Regions from separate parts of the Mus musculus genome. Here region 1 is linked to region 2. The links are chromatin loops, found by intact Hi-C in ENCODE. Cell type or tissue: left cerebral cortex. All regions are shown on one strand. Links, peaks and the distances in the headings refer to the core of each region. The heading gives the core; the rest is flanking DNA.

Evidence for each region. Hi-C counts contacts between places; a loop is a spot of excess contacts. Peaks named below come from ENCODE experiments on the same cell type or tissue, not always from the same donor. Only the 100,000 strongest peaks of a DNase experiment are listed, where the experiment ranks them.
Region 1: it touches region 2 in a loop (2.7-fold over the local background); 8 of 42 quality-filtered maps call a loop at or near these places.

The regions. Positions count from the first base shown.
Region 1 is chr9:67,131,890-67,136,522 of GRCm38, reverse strand. It overlaps Gm19299 (predicted gene, 19299), which reads right to left and starts at 2,962. Exons shown (of 3, transcript NR_045748.1): 1 at 2,843-2,962. In left cerebral cortex, for the core only: a CTCF peak has its summit at 1,917 (motif pointing left); a DNase peak (open chromatin) is centred at 3,046.
Region 2 is chr9:67,046,959-67,051,591 of GRCm38, reverse strand. Tpm1 (tropomyosin 1, alpha) reads left to right here and starts at 2,379. Exons shown (of 10, transcript NM_001164248.1): 1 at 2,379-2,573; 2 at 3,681-3,806. The coding sequence starts at 2,460. In left cerebral cortex, for the core only: CTCF peaks have their summits at 1,172 (motif pointing right) and 2,184 (motif pointing right); DNase peaks (open chromatin) are centred at 1,554, 1,785, 2,320 and 3,300; H3K4me3 peaks cover 1,778 bases; H3K27ac peaks cover 1,584 bases.

The DNA.
Region 1 (4,633 bases), core at 795-3,294, 85 kb before region 2:
CCCTGAATGCTCCTTTCTCCAGAACTACAAATCTCCCTTTTCACTCTTTAAAGCCTTTCTGAAATGCTATGTCTTGATGAGGCTGGCCCTGGCCATCCTTCCCAAAACTGCCAGCAAGACGGCTCAGTGGGTGAAGGTAGATTGCCACTGAGCCTGATGACCGGAGTCTGATAATCAAACCCACATGGTAGGAGGAGGGAAAAATTCCCACGAACTTTTTCCTCTGGCATGCACGCACACGCTAAAGCACACGTGTACACAGGCACAGTACAAACAGTAAATAAGTATAGTCTACTTTTAAATTTTAGCACCTTTCTTCATTCATTTCATACTACCCAAGTCTCCTTTCCATATCCAATTCTTTTCTTCAGAACATCTACTATTTAAAAATATCTTTATATCCACCCACCACACACACAAGAATATAACGTTCATCAGGACAGGTGTTTTTAATATACTATTTTATTGCTTCTTTGAGAATACCATATGGTGTGTTTTATCATATTCACCTTCTATTCTCCCCTCAACTCCTTCAGATCCATGCTCCCCACCTCCCCACCCCTAACTTCATCCCCCACTTTTATTTTGGTAATAACCCACCAGGTCCACTTTACGCTGAGTTTATATTCATTGTGCAAGGCCATCTACTGCAGTTGGTTTACCGGAGAGGTCACATCCTTAGAGAAAACTGATTTGCCCTCCCTGAGAAGCCATCAACTGTCAATAACAACTCAGTTAAGGGTGGTGTCCTGTAAACCCCTCCCTCCTCCATGCTGGAATGTTGGCTGGCTGGATCTTGTGCAGGTCATAAACAAACAACCGCAGGTGTGAGTTCGTGAGCACAGGAGATGCGTTTCATTCGGGTACTCCCCCTACCTCTGGCCCTTACAATCTTTCCACCCCCTCTTCAAGATATCTATAAGAATTTTATAACAACAACAAAGAAACGTGTGATGGCACAAGCTGGGGTTGGGGGGATCAGCAGATAAAGTTCTTGCTGTGCAACTAGGAGTTTGAATCCCCAGAACCCACATTTGTGCCAGGAGGACATGGCATCTCTCCTGTCATTTCAGCCTCAAAAGGAAGAGACAAGGGATTCTCATGACTGAATAGATGCTCACTGATGGCTCAGGAGTTAAGAGCACTGTCTGCTCTTCTAGGGGATCCAGGTTAAATCCCCTGCACCCACGTAGTAGCTGACAACCATGTCTGACACCAGTTCTGACCCTCTTCTGGTCTCCACAGGCATTGCATGCACATGGTGGGCAAACATGCTGGCAAAACATCCACACACATAAAGAATACAGAAAGGAAATATATAATGATGCAAGGGGTTATCTCCAAAGAGACACCTCTGGAAACAGGAAGACCAGTTAGGGCTATCCAGGTGAGAAGTGCTGAGTGAGTAGAGATAGTTGAAAGAGGAGGCGGAAGGGCCAGCGTGGTTCTAAATGTTTGCCTTGGATGCTAGAGGAGTGTGGGTGCTAAACTCTGTAAAACAGGCCATAGTCTATATGTATAGCAGGAACCTATGATTTTTCTTAAGTGTATATGTGTGTGTGTGTGTGTGTGTGTGTGTGTGTGCGTAGCAAGCACACACTCAACAATGGCCAGTTTCATAAAACTATGAGGCTATACAGTGTGCTGCGGCCAGCCCACTGATGCCTGTGATGGGGTAAAGGGACCATCAATACCCTAGGGATGGGAAGTGGGAGAGAAGGACCCAGGAGACACAGAAGACACAGGTGGCCAAGGAGACTCTGGGGTTGTGGAAGCTGGAGGAAGAAACTGTCTAAGAAAGAAGATGGCTAGTCAAGACACCCAGAAAAAAAAAATCAAGACTGAAAGGCAAGAGGCTGCTGATCAAGATGCATCTGGTGGACACACCAATGGCTAGGTCTCAGCAACAGCGCCCCCAAGTGGTTCACAGCCTCAGAGGCATGCGGGCATTAGTAGGCGGGTTTTCCTGCCTTCATTTTCACCTGAGTGAAGACGAGAAGACAGGATTCTCCTGAAGGCTGCTGTTGAGGGCTTTCCTTGCAGAATAAGACTGTTTTTGCCCACCAGGCCACCCCTCTCTTCAGCATCTTGTAACTCGCCCACCTTCTCCCGAAAGCCTCAACTGCAGGATCCCCTCAGATCACTGTAACTTCAACTGCCTTAATCCCTGGCATCCCATACATACTGTGTGTGTTTGGCAGCTGGGCTTAGGAACTAACTGTCCTAGACCAATTCTGTTACTATTGTAAAACACTGAGCAAAAGCAACTTTGGGGAGGAGGAAAGAGTTCATTTGGCTGACATTTCCCAGTCAGTGAGGGAAGTCAAGGCAGGAACTTTCTAGTTCGCTCTCCATAGCTTTCTCGGTCTGCTTCCCTATACATCCCAGAATCACCTGCCATGGGTTGATACCATCCACAGTAGGCTGGGCCCTCCCACATCAATCACTAGTCAAGAAAATGCCCCCACAGACTTGCCCATCTGATGGGGGCAATTCCTCAGTTGAGCTTCCCTCTTCCTTGAGTTATGTAGAGTTAACAAAACTAACCAGCACAGATATATCACAGGGTTGGTTTTCTAGTCCTCTGATTACTCTTAGTTCCTTTCAAGTACTAAAGCTACCGAAACTTCAAAGGGAAGAGAGTATTTGAACCTTCCTACAGTATCTTGACCTGAAACAGAAAAGCCATCACTTCAGACTCCTGCCAGGGAGTCAATTTCATGCCACACCAGGTCAGAAGCCACTGTAAGCTGGGTGCTTGTCTTAGTTAGGGTTTCTGTTACTGTGACAAAACATGGTTACCAAAGACGCAAGTTGGGGAGAAAAGGTTTGTTTGACTTACACTTCCATGTTGATGTTCACCACCGAAGGAAGTCAGGACAGGAACTCCAACAGAGCTGGAACCAGGAGGCAAGGGCTGATGCAGAGATCATGGGGGAAGACACTGCTTACTGACTTGCTTCACATGGCTTCCTCAGCCTGCTTATTTATAGAACCCAGGACCACCTGGTATGACACCACCCACCACGGGCTGGGCCTTCTGCCATTGATCACTAATTGAGAAAATGCCTTACAGTTGGATCTCCTGGAGGCATTTCCTCAGCTGAGGCTCCTTCCTCTCTGATGGCTCTAGCCTATGTCAAGTTGACACAAAACCAGCCAGTACAGAGCTCTTGTGCAATGGCCCTAAATACAGAGAAGAGTGTAGCAGGGACTTGCATCCTCACAAGCTCATAAACTAGTTGGCTAGTGGATAAACAAGCAGCTGACTATCAAAAACGGACCATGTGAAATGCTCAAGTGCAGATGAGACGGACCCTCGGGCGTGGTCCCGGAGCTAGGAGCCACAGCCTGCAGCTTTATCAAGGTCTCCCAGGTCTGTGTGCATTTCAGAGCCTGCAAAGCCAATTCTATTCTTCTCTCTGCTTACCACTGTGCTCCCTCCAAAGTTCTTTCCCCTCGCTGCCCCCTGTAAAGCTTTGGGGTCCATTGTTTTCTTCCTTTCCCTCTCTCTGGAGAACGTCACTCTAGGGACCATACCTGCTACCTGCTCCTCTAGGACTCCCCAGCCCATTGAGCCAGCACTGAGCACTTTTCTAAGTGCCCAGCTCACAGCTCCAGACCCCTGTGTGCTGACTTCAGATCTCACCAGCCCGTGGACAGTGAACCCTCACTCTTCCAGCTCTCTCGCTGTAGTCCCCTAGGTCGCCAGGACACCCAGCCAGGGACTCCTCTCAACCCTGCAGTCCATTCTGTAAGAGAGAAACCAGTTGGAGACCACCAGCCAGATGGTGGAGTTGGTGAAGGAGAAAGAATGTGACGTTCTGAGAGACGAATGTAGGGTTTAGGATAAGAAGAGAAAGATGACATTAAGGGTTAGGAGAAAGGAGTCCCTAGATCTGCTAAGTGCTAAGGGAGGAGCAGGTATAGAGGAAGTCTCCTCCTGAGGAACGGGGGTTGGGAGGCATGTGAACTTTGACATATCTGTTCAGCATACCCAGGCCTTGCTAAACTACATCCCTGATTTCCGAACACTCTTTCCTGTCCTTGGAATAGTGCCAGCTACTCTATGCTCCAATCTCAACGTAAAGAGAGAGCACTGAGCATGTGGAATATTCCTCATCCCAGGAGCCCCAAGGGAGTAGGGTGGCTCCTGCTCCCACCTCAAGCAGTGTTCAGAGCTCAAGGATGGACCAAGGAGAAGAGAGAAAAGATTCGAGAGGAGGGGATGGGAGGGAAAGGAAAAGGGGGAGAAGGATGAGGAAGGAAAAAAAGGGAGGGAAAGGAGAGAGGGAGAGAGGGAGGGAGGGAGGGAGGGAGGGAGGGAGGAAAGCTGGCAGATAGGCAGGCTAAAGAGTCCAAACTTGTTAGTCTATCAAACTCCCTAGGATCTGTCCCCATCCTTGACCTAAACCAGTGCCCTCAACCTTGATGTCACTTGGTTCAGTCCTTGCTGCCTAATTTCCTTCCCCATGCCTCTTTCCCCAGCATCCTATAGCACTGATAGGCACATGCCCTGACCACTTGCAGGGTCAGAAGCAGCCATCAGTCCTCTGTCGTGAGGGAAGAATGCTGGCTTATTCGATTTCGTTCCTTAAAAACCTTTACTGAGGCAAAACATGGTTGTATACAC
Region 2 (4,633 bases), core at 979-3,478:
AGGTCTTACACTGCTGTTCTTCCTCAGCATCTGGTTGAGAAATTTGTACGTCACCCAATTTTGAGTTCAGAGTCCAGTGCTGCCTGTCATGCATGTAACAGGTATCCAGTTGTGGGATATTTAATGGACTGTACCATTAGCTTATTTAAAATGGATTTAGTGAGTGAGTTTTTCAACTATGCCCAGCACATGGAGAAAGTCAGTATTTACTCCAGTATCTACTTCATTAATAGAAGAGAACGGAGGCTTTAAGAGGTTGCACCATGGCTACGGCTATATTAAAAAGAAGTATCCAAGTCCATTTTGGATCTCAGCTTCTAAATTCCAGATTCCCTATTCTTCTCCTCTGTTAAACTCCAAGCTGGAGTGTCAGCTTCCTATAGCCCACATATCTGAATACTGCCCATGGCCTGGAAGGGTGTCAGCGCCCTGAGCCACTTGGCACGTGGCAAGGAAGGGCTCTGGTGAATGTTCTGTGCCACAGAGTCCCTGTTCATCTGTTCCAATGTTCTGGTCACTACCAGAGGGTGCGTTTTCCCTCCTGGGCAGCCAGAAACCTGATAAAATCCTAAAGAGGAATATGATCATTCTCTTCTTGAAGGGCTTAGCAAGTCATTTGGCCTGCCTAATCTACTCAGACACTGTCTGGGGAATATTTGATATCCATGTAGTACAGGCTGTAAATTATTCTGTAGGGACTGGTCACAAGACCCTCACAACCCTGTCTCAGCTGGCCATCAGGAAGGTTCTCCCCTCCTGAAGCCTCACTGAACTGGAAAAGATCAGGCATCTCTCCTCCTTGGGGACTGGCTTGAGGTAAACTTAAAGCGATACGGAGGGACAATCCTCTTGTCTTCAGTGCTGAGCTGGCTGGCCCCTTTCCCTCTGCAGAGATCAGGCTACAGATAGAACCATTTCCTTAGCTAATTTGTACCATGTTTTCAGCACCAGCATCCAAATGCCTTACAGAGAGAGACAACTCCCTGTAAGGATCCAAGCAAGGAAACTGGACTAACAAGATGGCTCAGCAGGTAAAGGAGCTTGCTATCAAGCACAAAGACCTGTGTTGGATTCTTTTTTTTTTTTTTTTTTTTTTTTTTTTTTTTTTTTTTTTTTTTTTTTTTAGATTTATTTATTTATTATATGCAAGTACACTGTAGCTGTCTTCAGACACTCCAGAAGAGGGCATCAGATCTCATTACGGGTGGTTGTGAGCCACCATGTGGTTGCTGGGATTTGAACTTCGGACCTTTGGAAGAGCAGTCGGGTGCTCTTACCCACTGAGCCATCTCACCAGCCCCCTGTGTTGGATTCTTAAAGAGTTGCTCTCTGACCTCTACAGTCCACCAAAGCACGAATGCACCTCCATGACCCCGCCCCCCAAATAAGTAACCGACTCTAGTAAAACATGCAAATGAATAAATGGAGGGAAGCTACAGCATTGAAGCTGTTACAAATCACAGCTGCCGATGACTAAAGACCAGACACACACACACACACACACACACACTCACACTCACACCACTGACTCCCACAGGGAAGAAAAACGCCTAGACCGCTACACACTGACACACTCCCTCTGCCCTTTCCAAAGCACAGCGCAGGCACTTTTGGGCCTTAAGTCCCTAAAGTATTTTACTACCCACCCCCAGTTTGGTGAAAAGACTCGAGACTGCCTGTGTGTCACTATGTCCACTATCAGGGGCAGAGAGACAGGGTCTCAGGAATGGCCCTCAAACCTTCCTCCACCTCTATTTCTCTGCTCTGGTTGAAATGTCCAGACCGTGAGAGCCCAGGACGACAACTGGTGAGTGGGCTGAGTGCTGCCACAAGGACCCAGCTGGGTACCGAGAGCTCCCAGGCCCAGAGGGGAGGGGCAGTGGCCGTGACTGGCAGCCCCCGGACCTTACAATGAGCAGCACCCCAGGACCTGGAGGCAGAGTGAGCCGGTGCGCACACACCACCTGCCCTATTCCGGGTGGTTCCGGGCAGGCTCTTCTGGGGACCTTGACCGCCAGACGATGGCTCTGAGAGGTGGCTAGAGACTCTCGCCCAGTGCCGGGCTCCTCTCCAGCGAGGTCCCGGCGCTCTTTCCCAGGCGTGCAGGTTTAGAAATAGGACGGCCTCGCCCGGCCGCGGCCTCGGAGGCTCGGGTCCCCATATATAGTCATATCCACCGTCAACTGGGAGGCCGGCAGGCGGCAGCGAATGGGCGTGCGGGCCCCCGCGGGAGGAGCGAGGAGGGGGCACGGGGCGGAGGCAGGAGACTGGGAAAGGGGGAAGGAGGAACAAGCTTTTCCAAAAAAGTATTGGCTGTCCTAAGGAATGCGGTCGCCCCCCTGGGAAAGTACATATCAGGGAGCAGCAGGCAGCTCCGCGCTCGCACTCCGGCTCTGCTACCCCACCGCGCTCGCGTCTCCTCTCGCTCCGCTGCCTAAGGGCCCCTCGCCACCGCCACCATGGACGCCATCAAGAAGAAGATGCAGATGCTGAAGCTCGACAAAGAGAACGCCTTGGATCGAGCTGAGCAAGCGGAGGCTGATAAGAAGGCGGCGGAAGACCGGAGCAAGCAGGTCTGCATTTATCCCCAACCTCCAATGCCCCAGCTTAGCGTGGGTCGCTCAGCCCCGGGACCCGAACTGGCTCCCTTTCCTCATCCCATCCCCAGCCAGGGTGTCCAGGGGCGCACGTTTAAAAAAGAAAAGGAGAAGCGCGAGAGTTAGACTGATTCTAACTTTTCTGTCTCGTCCGAGGACGCTCGTGGCCCTTCTCTGACTCCCACGGTCTGCGAGGTCCACTGAGCTTCTTCCCTAGAGAGGCTCTTGACTCTTAGGGTTGGGAATCAGTTTTGAAAGAGGAAGAGAGAAAGGATACAAGTTCCCGGGTTGCCTGGAGGGAAGGGTGGGGGAGCGGAGCAAGGCTCAAGTCCTAAGGTGTCCGAAGTTCTTTGGACTTTTTGGTTGGGGAGAAAGATCCCTCAACACGGGATGAAGACTTTGAAGGGAAGAGGAGGGAGTCACTGAATTATTTCCTAAGAACAAAGATGGGACAGAATGGGAGACACACGGAAAGCTAGCCAAACAAGGACATGTTTCGGCAGTCCCTCAAATTGAGAACCTGAGCTTGCTGTCCTCGGCCGGCCGGAGCGTGTGGTCCCGGGTTGGGGGGTGGTGTGCGAGATGAGTCACTGAGTGAGATCTCTGGGAGAGATATCTTAGGGTCCCTTGAGCCCCAAAGCAGCGATCCCTTAGCCCCAGGGCTCCAGCCAACCTGGCACCCATTTGTTATGTGTCTCCCACCCGGTCCATGCCGGCCGCCCGCGCCCGCTCGCCGCTACCCCAGCTCGAGGAGGACATCGCAGCGAAAGAGAAGCTGCTGCGGGCGTCGGAGGACGAGCGGGACCGGGTGCTAGAGGAGCTGCACAAGGCGGAGGACAGCCTCCTGGCTGCCGACGAGACCGCCGCCAAGGTACCCCGGGCGCGCGGCGAGGCACTGCACACGAATGGCTAACTCTTTCTCTTTCTCTCTCCCTCCCTGTCTTTCCCTCTCTCTCTCTCTCCCGCTGTCCCTGTCCTTTATGGTCTATGCACCCTCAACCCGCACCTTGCGGGATCACGCTGCCTGCCGCACCCCACCCCCTCCCCCTTCCCCCCTCCCCGTACTCCACTGCCAACTCCCAGCTGGAAGATGAGCTGGTGTCACTGCAAAAGAAACTCAAGGGCACTGAAGATGAACTGGACAAATACTCCGAGGCTCTCAAAGATGCCCAGGAGAAACTGGAGCTGGCGGAGAAAAAGGCCACAGATGTAAGTGCACGCTCACACTGCCTCCCTCACCTCCTGTCCGTGTGGCCACTCTGGGGGGCGGGGGGCCACCACAGGGGCTGCAGAGCAAAGGAAGAGGGCGAACCTCCTCCTGCAGGGACACCTGCACACAGCCTGGCCGTGGCCCAGAGCACTGGATGCCGCCTCTACTGCTGCTCACGTTTCATTTTTATTCCGTCCTTTCCCTTTTTCTCTTTTTCCTCTTCTTTACCTCCTCCCCTTTGGTTGGAGGTGGGTGGGTACGAAGCTGGGAGCTGAAAAGGGTGAAGCTGGAGGTGAACTTCGCCTCCTGCTGGTATAAAACCTCTGAGGTGTATGTCATCACCAAGGTCTGTGCAAAACAGAATACCTAGTGTTTGCCGCGCCCCCAGCCCCCGGTGGTTTTCGCTGATGGACCTAGTCTGAGTAAGTCCACAGAGCCTGGCCTTTAAATGGACTCATCCTTTTACTTCAGACGCTAAATTTGAGGGCTACTGTGACACTTTGAGGCTCTTTTTCTCACTAGACAAGCCTTAAGACCTGCCCAGGGAAGGTGATACTTGCTTGGGTCTGCAGTCTGAAGCACTAGATCCAGAAAGTACGCAGGGAGTTATATATAGCTCAGTGCTTTATATGGCATAGCGAGCTGGCTGCCCCCTGCCCGCCCCGCCCCCACCTGTCAGCCCTCTGACAACCACCACAGACGTGCTTCCAGGGGGGTGATAGACACAGTTCCAGTTCTGCTAAGCACCCTCTCCACCCTAGAGCTAGCCACTTCTGTCTAGAAAGTCAAGCTGACGGTCAGTTTCCCAATGCACTGACTTTTCGCA